Linked DNA regions of Homo sapiens: region 2 is linked to region 1. Evidence: chromatin loops called from intact Hi-C (ENCODE). Cell type or tissue: tibial artery. All regions are shown on one strand. Each heading gives the region's core, and the rest is flanking DNA. Links, peaks and the distances in the headings are about the cores only. Region 1 overlaps IER5L-AS1 (IER5L antisense RNA 1). Region 2 has its middle 5.6 kb from the start of LINC02913.

What was found. Hi-C counts contacts between places; a loop is a spot of excess contacts. Peaks named below come from ENCODE experiments on the same cell type or tissue, not always from the same donor. Only the 100,000 strongest peaks of a DNase experiment are listed, where the experiment ranks them.
Region 2: a loop joins it to region 1, with 2.0 times the contacts of the local background. A loop is called at or near these places in 15 of 110 quality-filtered maps.

The regions. Positions count from the first base shown.
Region 1 is chr9:129,251,558-129,255,939 of GRCh38, forward strand. The region is part of intron 2 of IER5L-AS1 (IER5L antisense RNA 1); the gene reads left to right. Among named protein-coding and RNA genes, the nearest start is that of IER5L-AS1, 18 kb to the left of the region's middle. RefSeq lists an enhancer at 1,242-2,097. In tibial artery, for the core only: no CTCF peak of the experiment used is centred there; DNase peaks (open chromatin) are centred at 1,804 and 2,544; H3K4me3 peaks cover 1,057 bases; H3K27ac peaks cover 3,559 bases.
Region 2 is chr9:129,313,261-129,317,642 of GRCh38, forward strand. No RefSeq gene overlaps it. Among named protein-coding and RNA genes, the nearest start is that of LINC02913, 5.6 kb to the right of the region's middle. RefSeq lists an enhancer at 264-433. In tibial artery, for the core only: no CTCF peak of the experiment used is centred there; DNase peaks (open chromatin) are centred at 601, 2,042, 2,303 and 2,641; H3K4me3 peaks cover 772 bases; H3K27ac peaks cover 4,000 bases.

The sequences.
Region 1 (4,382 bases), core at 288-4,287:
GGAAACAATTCAAATGCCCATCAACTGATGGATGGGTAAATAAAATGTGGTGTATCCTACAATGGATTATTATTTGGCAATAAAAAAGAATGAAGTGTTGACACACGGCATGACATGGATGAGCCTTGAAAGCACGGCGCTAAGTTAAGCAGTTAGACACAAAGGCCACATTTCCTGTGATTTCATTGATATGAGATGTTCAGAACAGGCAAATCCATATATATAGAGAGAGGGCAGATTAGTTGTTGCCAGGGACTGGCAGGAGGGCAGGATGGGGAGTGACTGCTAATGGGTAAGAAGTTTCTTTTGGGGGAGAAAAAAATATTCTGAAATTTGACAGTGGAAATGGTTGCACAGCTCTGTGAATAGACTAAAAACCATTGAGTTGTACACTTTAAAAGGGCGAATTGGAGGCGGGCAGATTGCTTGAGTCCAAGAGTTTGAGACCAGCCTGGACAACATGATGCACGGTGAAACCCTGTCTCTACAAAAAAACAAAACAAAACAAAACAAAAATAGCCAGATGTGGGGGAACATGCCTGTGGTCCCAGCTACTCAGGAGGCAGAGGTGGGAGGATCACTTGAGCCCGGGAGGTTGAGGCTGCAGGGAGCCGTGACAGCACCACTGCACTCCAGCCTGGGCGACAGAGTGAGACCTCATCTCAAAAAGAGGAAAAGGTTAATGTTATGGCGTATGAATAAGCAGTTATTCAAAAAAGAGAGGGGGCTCATCTCTAACTCACAGGAAATACAGGGAGAGACAAACGAGTTAAAAAACACTGCAAGGGGCCGGGTTTGGTGGCTCATGCCTGTAATCCCTGTATTTTGGGAGGCCAAGGTGGGCGGATCACTTGAGGTCAGGAGTTCAAGACCAGCCTGACCAACATGGCGAAACCCCATCTTTACTAAAAATACAAAAATTAGCCGGGTGCGGTGGAGTGTGCCTGTAGTCCCAGCTACCCGGGGGGCTGAGGCAGGAGAATCGCTTGAACCCAGGAAGTGGAGGTTGCAGTGAGCCAAAATTACAAATTGCATCGCTGCATTGTAGCCTGGGTGACAGAGTAAGACTGTCTCAAAAAAAAAAAAAAAAAATGACACGATGAGGAAGCAAATAGACCAATCCAGGTTGTGGACACTTGTAGGACACTGGCCCCGTTTCTTCAATAAATCGATGGCATGAAATGAAAAACTTTTTAAAAAGCAATAGGACATAGCAACCATATGCCACGTGGAGATATTACCTGGATCCTAACTTGAACAAATCACCTGGGAAATGACCCTGATGAGAATATCTGGGAAATTAGATGATGCCATGGGTATCAGATGATCCCACGGAGAAGCCGGGATGAGAATCCCAGCCTACTGGATGCTGATCCCTGGCTCTCACCTCCTCGTGTCCCTGTGGACATGGTGGCTGCACCCAGCAGTTGACGTGTGTGTGTGTGTGTGTGTGTGAGTGTGAGTGTGTGTGAGCTGGGGAGGGTGAGTTCACCTCTCTGAGGCCAGCTGAGGCCCGTCCCGAGGTGAAAACTGTTTTCCTCTTGCAAGGGTACAGGACACTGGAATGTCCTTTGAGCTGGCCGCGGCCATCACACAGGGCCTCAGTCCATGCCGAGCCCTCCACCTCTGCCCCAGGTCACCCTCTGCCCCCCTACTCCGGATGTCCAGGAGCCAGGCTCAGCAGCCCAGGCAGCTGGACAAAGGGGCCTTTGGAGGCTGGGCCAGGCCTGTGCCTCAGCTGTGGGCTGTGGCTGAGGCCACCACAGAAGGCTGCTTGTGGCCGGGCCGGGTGGCAGCCAGAAATAGGTCCCGCTGGGCGCTGACTCCTGCGGCCCCGCCCTGGGCTCGGCCTGGGAACGTGGGTATTTGTGGAGCTGATGGGAGGAGACCTTCATCAGGAAAGCGGGTCTATTTTGGGGCTTTTGGGAAGCGTGTTAAAAAAGGGGCCCCAGCCTTTAGCGTTTACCCTGAGCCCCTGCCTTTCATGCACAGGCTCCTGAGCCCCCGGGGTTGAAATCCTGGCTCTACCCGGCTAGCTGTGTGCCCTACGTGCTGTGTGGTCAGTCACCCCACTCTGAGCCTCGCTCTGCTCATCTGTGTGATGGGGACGAATCTTGACAGCTCCTTCATGGAGAAGATGGGGGCACAGCACCTGGCACAGTCTGCGCTCACCAGGTGCCCGAGGTCATTGGGCTTCCCCTCCCCCTTCCTCGCCTTCCGCCCTGGCTGGGGGCTGCTCCTGCTGTTGAGGTCTCTCCCAGCCCCTGGGCTGGCTCTGCAGGGCCCTGGAAGGTGGTTTGGGGCACACACTAGCCTCACCGTTGTTTAGGGGGATGGAAACGCAGAAGACCTGGCAGAGCCTTGCAAGCCCCTTGCAGCTGGGCGGCCCCTCCCCTCCCGGCTGGCTCCCTGGTTATCCACAGCCTCGCGGGCTCAGCCCTGGACCGCAGCCTCCGTCCTTCCATCATGCACCGGGGCCCTGCAGGACTCATGCTCAGCGCTGGCTGTGGGAGAAATTTCAGCCGCCTCCCCCGCGACTTCTGCGTCTGCTTGTCTTGGTGATGGAACTGCTGGCGGAGGAGCTCTGCGGGTTTAGGCCCGTGGTCCATGGGGAAATACAGACCAGGGTTCAAAGCCAGAGTCAGAGGGCGGCAGGGGGCCTTGGAGAGGGAGAGAGATAGGAGTCGTGTGTAGCCAGCTCTCCTGGAAGCCGGGGGCCAGGTCTCCCCCTCCCGGCCCCTGTGTGTCCTTGAAGCTATTTTTATATGTTGCTGGAAACCAGAATGACAGCCAGAGCCAAAGCGCTAGGAGGTTTCCCGTGCACCATGGGTCTTGCCCAGGGGACCATGGGCCATTCCCAGCAGATTGATGGAGACAGTCCAGAAGCTCCACTGTGCGGATCGGGGAGCCTGGGTCCCCCATCCCTTACCAGCTTGGAGGTCACTGTTGGAAGATCCCTGGCTGGCACAAAAATGAGGAACAAGGACTTAGAGAAGCGATGGTGAGGCTGCAAGTGTTCTGGGGTCTTTGAGCCCTGCACGAAAATCCAGAATGCTCATGGAGTTCAAAACTCATTCATGGCTGGGTGCAGTGGCTTCACACCTGTCAATCCCAGCACTTTGGGAGGCTGAGGCGGGTGGACTCCTTGAGTCCAGGAGTTCGAGACCAGTCTGGGCAACATAGTGAGATCCTCTCATCACTCCAAAAATAAAAAAAATTAGCTGGGTGTGGTGGCATGCACCTATAGTCTTAGCTACTTGGGAGGCTGAGGTGGGAGGATTGCTTGAGCCACAGGGAGGTCAAGGCTGCAGTGAGTGAGCTGAGATCACGCCATTGCACTCCAGCCTGGGCAACAGAGCGAGACTCTTTCTCAAAAAAAAAAAAATAAATAAATAAAAAAGGAATTCATTCATTCACCACTGACCTCTTTACTCATCACATATTTAAGCAGAATCTTATAGGTGCTGATGGGGGTGGGGGTCACCCACAAAACATCCAGGGCCCTGCTCTCAAGGCACTCACGAATCTGCCTGCTCCAGTCTCTGGCTCTGAACCCTCCCATGGCTCCCCATTGCCCATGGAGACAGTGGGATCTTTGTACTCTGACAAGAGCAAGTCACAGAAATGTTGCCTGCTCACCTGCGCCTCATGAGAGAGCATCCTCACCTTGCCCGTTGGGCTTTCCCCCACGTACCCCCTTTTTCCCAGTCTGGTCAGGATCTTTCAGGGGGCGACTGAGGGGACAGGACTGGGGCAGGATGGGAGAGGCTGAGATGCACACTTGCTGGGTGAGCTCTGTGCTGTTGTTTTTGGAGGGACTCTGGGAAAAACAGAAAGAAAACAAAGCACTGGAGTCACCCGGGCTAAGCTGGGTGGAATGAAGAAGAACCGAGTGAGCAGAAAGAGGGCAGGGGACTGCAAATGGGGAACTCGGGGGGTGGCATATAGTGCAAGGGTCCTGGAGGGAGAGGTGATGGGGCTGAGAAGTCCTGCTGAGGGGTATAAATTGGACTCTCCTTAGTGTGACACAAAAAATATTGAAAGTCCCTATAAAGAATGTTGGGTTGCTGCCCCGAGCTGCTTTAGTGAGACTCTGCAGAGATGGGGCCACATGGGCCCCGGAGTTACTCGAGTTACATCTGGATGGCTTGCAGGGCTTTCCATGATCTGTGGCCCGCCCAGCTCTTCAGCTTTACTGCTCATCTTCTTGCCTTTTGCCTCCCCTAAATCCTCATCTAGATTCCACCTTCCAGCCTGACCTGGTTCTTCTGACCTCCCTGAGAGCATCTTGCTTCCTGCTTCCCACAGCCTTATGGTAACAACTGCCTGGGACCTGTCTCCACCCCCATCCCGTGGCTCTTGTCTGCTGGGCCCCAATTCTC
Region 2 (4,382 bases), core at 270-4,269, 62 kb after region 1:
TGCGGAGGCAGGAGGATGGCTTGAGCCTCGGGAGGCTGCAGTGAGCCATGATCGCACCACTGCACTCCAGCCTGGGCGACAGAGTGAGGCACCATCTTAGAAAAAAAAAAGTAAATGTCCCTGCTACCCGCAGGCTTCCCACCCATAGGCCTGCAGGCCCAGCTGCTTATTGGAGCCGGCCTGAGGTGGAGTCAGGGGTCTTCCTTTCTTTATCTTCTTTCCTGCCACCCCCACCCCAGCTCCTGTGGCTCCTCCCCTTGTCCCGGAGGAAGAGGACACTGAGTGGCACCTCACCACACTTCCCCTGAGGTCCCAACACAGGTGGGCCGTGGATGCTTCCTAAGCCTCCGCTGTGCCTCCTACTGACACAGTGAGAATGGGGCCAGGAGGCTGGGGAGAGATTTTAGGAGACCTGAAGTCTCTGGAGATCTTTGATCTTGGGGGAGGGAGGCTTACAGTGATGGAGTCTCTTCCGCAGCAGGCCCCTCACCTCCCCTGAGGACTGTCAGCCAGACTTGGGGTGTGTGTTTGCCCACATGGGTCAGGACAGAGCCCCTCGAAGCCATCCTTCCACCAGGTTAGCTCAGACCACAGACCTGGCCGTATCGCTGTTGGGGGTCTGATGGTCACATGGGCACCTTAGCCTCATTGAGAGAGGTGGGGTTCAAAGAGCTCTGGGACCATCTCAACCCCTAGACAAGTGAGCAAGTCTGGACCTCAGTCTCTTCTTTTGTCCAGTGTTCTGCAGATTCAGAGAAATAACAGGCATCAAGTCTATGCAGGCCAGAGTTTAACGGATGTGTCTGCCACTCAAGGGGGTGGTGTTGGGGGGACAAAGGACAGTTGTACATGACTGTGCCAGGCCTGCCCTGGAGTTCTGAGCCACCTTGCTGAACGCCAGCACCCACGGCTGCACGGCCCCTAAGGGTGGCACTGTCCTTGCTTCCCAGCTGCGTGAGGGACAGGACCTAGTTATTGCTTGTTTGTGCAGGTGTGATGCTCCTACCTAGAGAGGGTCCTCAGAACCTCCCAGCCCACTTCCCCACTGTCCTCCCGCCAGCTGTGCTGGTCAGGGTTCTGCTAGAGAAACAGAAGCAGTAAGAGGTCGATAGTAGGAGATTTATTACAAATAATTGGCTCATGCAATTGTGGGGGCTGGAGAAGCATGTCTGAAGTCTAGACGGCAGGCTGTCGGAAAGGGCAGTTGGAAATCTCCACCTGGGCACACGCTGCCATCCACAGGCAGTGAAGCACCAGCCCTGTTCTTAAGGCCTTTCACCGGATTGAGTCAGGCCCACCCAGAGTATCTGAGACAATCTCTCTCTCTTTCTTTCTTTCTTTTTTTTTTTTTGACATGGAGTCTCGCTCTCTCACCCAGGCTGGAGTGCGGTGATGTGATCTTGGCTCACTGCAAGCTCCACATCCCGGGTTCACAGCATTCTCCTGCCTCAGCCTCCCGAGTAGCTGGGACTACAGGCACCCGCCACCAGGCGCGGCTAATGTTTTTGTATTTGTAGTAGAGATGGGGTTTCACCGTGTTGGCCAGGATGGTCTTGATCTCCTGACCTCGTGATCCGCCCGCCTTGGCCTCCCAAAGTGCTGGGATTACAGGCGTGAGCCACCACACCCGGCCGACAATCTCCCTTTCTTAAAGTCAACCAATCATGGACTATTTATTTATTTTGAGACAGGGTCTTGCTCTGTCACCCAGGCTGGAGTGCAATGGCACCAGCTCACTGGAACCTCTGCCTCCCGGATTCAAATGATTCTCGTGCCTCAGCCTCCCGAGTAGCTGGGATTACAGGCATAGGCCACTATGTCTGGCGAATTTTTGTATTTTTAGTAGAGACGGGGTTTCACCATGTTGGCCAGACTTGTCTCGAACTCCTGACCTCAAGTGATTCACCCGCCTCAGCCTCCCAAAGTGCTGGCATTACAGGCATGAGCCACCGCCCCCGGCTGGCAATCATGGACTTTAATCGCATCCGCAAAATACCTTCCTGGCAACACAGAGATTCATGTTTGATTCAAGAGGTGGGGACTGCAGCCTCCCCTGAGTGGACACAGGAAACTGACCGTCCCACCATCCCTCCTCTCTCTCTGGTTTCTCGCTCCTGCCAGCATGAACACTGAGTATCGCCACTGGCCTCCCCCCGGAGCCAGGGTGGGGGTGGGGTGGGGAGGTGGGGAGTGAAACCAGCGCTGAGCTCCTGAGTCAGGCCCTTCTGGACTTCCCGGACTTTCTCCCCGCTCCACCTCCCAGCCCCCTGGGATAAATTCCACCTGGACCCCCAGCCCTCGGCCTCAGCTCCTCCTTCAGTGTGAATCCCTGGCTTGTGACATCTCCACAGACTGGCCTGAGCGAGCCCCACATAAGCCCAGCTTGGAGTGGGGCCAGGAGCCTCCCTTACTGCCTTCAGGGAGCTGCCAGTCTCCTGAGGGAGCCGCAGAGCCTGGAATCCGGGTCCCAGGTTTGCAGAGCGAGCTTGCAGAGAGCCTCTGTTTTCCCTGATTCTCGGCTGTGCTCTGGGCCGGACTCCCTGGTCAGCCCATAGCTCTTGGCTGCAGGAAACCAGCCCCGTGCTTGTTTTGTTTTGATTGCACAACCCCGGTGCAGGAGGCCAGGGTGGACATCTGCTGTTTTGGCCAGCCCAGCACCCAAGCCCCCCTTTTCTGGCAAGAGCCCCCCAGTTGCCTCATGGGGACCTCTCCCAGTGTGTGTAGCCTGGGGAGTGTGCTGTCAGCCTAGATGCCCCTGTCCTGCCTGGCCAAGGGATGGGCCTTGTCTTCGTCTGTTTTCTGTTGCTTATAACAGAATACCTGAAACTGGGTAATGTATAAAGAAAAGGAATGTATTTCTTATAGTTATGGCAGCTGAGAAGTCCCAGGTTGAGGGACCACATTCGGTGACACCCTTTTTGCTGGTTGGGATCTGTGCAGTCTCCAGGCAGTGCCGGGCATCACATGGCAAGGGGGCAGAGTGGCCCATGAGCTGGCTCAAGCCTCTCTTCTTTTTATAAAGCCACCAGTTTCCCTCCCATGATGACCCGTTAATACACTGAAATCCATGAATGCATTAATCCATTCCTGAGGGCAGAACCCTCATGCTCCAATCACGTCTTAAAGCTCCCACCTCTCGATACTGCCCCACTGGAGATTAAGTTCTTCATGACACATGAAATTTGGGGGACACATTCAACCCACAGCAGGCCTGGAGCCCCATCTTGGTCACCAGCCATCCTACCCTGAAGATAGATGCCCATCTGGCCTCATTCTTGATGGCCAACCCCTGGGGTGGTCACTGAGTCTTTCCTGGCTCTGGAAGATGCCCTGGTTTCGTCCCATCCTCACCAAGGCCCGCCTGGATCTCCAGCCTTTGCTTCCATTCTCTGAGCTCCCTCTTGGTCTGATGATAAAGCCCCTTTCTGCTCAAGTCAAACGAAGTCCATTTCTCTTGCTTATAACCACAGAAACCTGACTGGTTAGACACTGAATGCCACCCGACTCTGCCCTAACTCACTGCATGACCCTGGGCAAGATGGCCCCTCTCTGGGCCTCAGTTTCTCCAACTGCACGGCTGAACGCGCCTCCCATGCTGACGCCCCAAGGCCCTGTGGCTGCTTTGGTCATCGTGGCTGACTTGGACTGGTGGTGTGTTTGCTGCTGAGGATCGGTGGGGGCCTTCCCTGCCCTGACCCTGGAGGTCTATGGGGCGTGCCTGGTTGGGGAGAGGGGATGACAGCTGGGGAATCCTCAGCTTCTGTGTAGTTGGGCTCATAAGGACCAATGTGTTGGTACCAAGGCTGTTGCTTTAATAGGCAGTGGTCCACTTCTCTTTAAGTCCTTTTGCTTCAAATTTTTGGGAATCTGATAAAGGCTTTAGCTGCTTTCCTTAGACCAAAAAACTTTCCTCTACTCCCCTTGTTCCTTCTCTGCACACTTTATTTTTACTTTTATTATTTTTTGAGGCAGAATCTTACTGTGTCACCCAGGCTGGAGTGCAGCGGCGTGATCACAGCCCCCTGCAGCCTTGATCTTCCGGGCTCAAGTGATTCTCCCATCTCAGCCTCCCGAGTAGCTGGGACTATAGGTGCCAGCCACCATACCTGGCTAATTTTTGTTGTTGTGTTGTTTTAGTAGAGACGAGGTCTCGCCATGTTGCCCAGGCTGGCATGCTTTAAGGTACAGTTTCCAGAGGAGGTGGAGGAGCAGCCTTCAGAGGCCTGTCCTGACCCTAAGGTGACCAGCCTCTGGGTTTCCAGATGAGCAGCTTTGGCACACAGGTCAGAGGCCAGGTACAGTGGGCACTTTGTTAGTATCGCTTCATGTCAACTCATCCACCTGAAGAGGACAGCGTTTGAGGTAGAGATTGCTATGTTTTC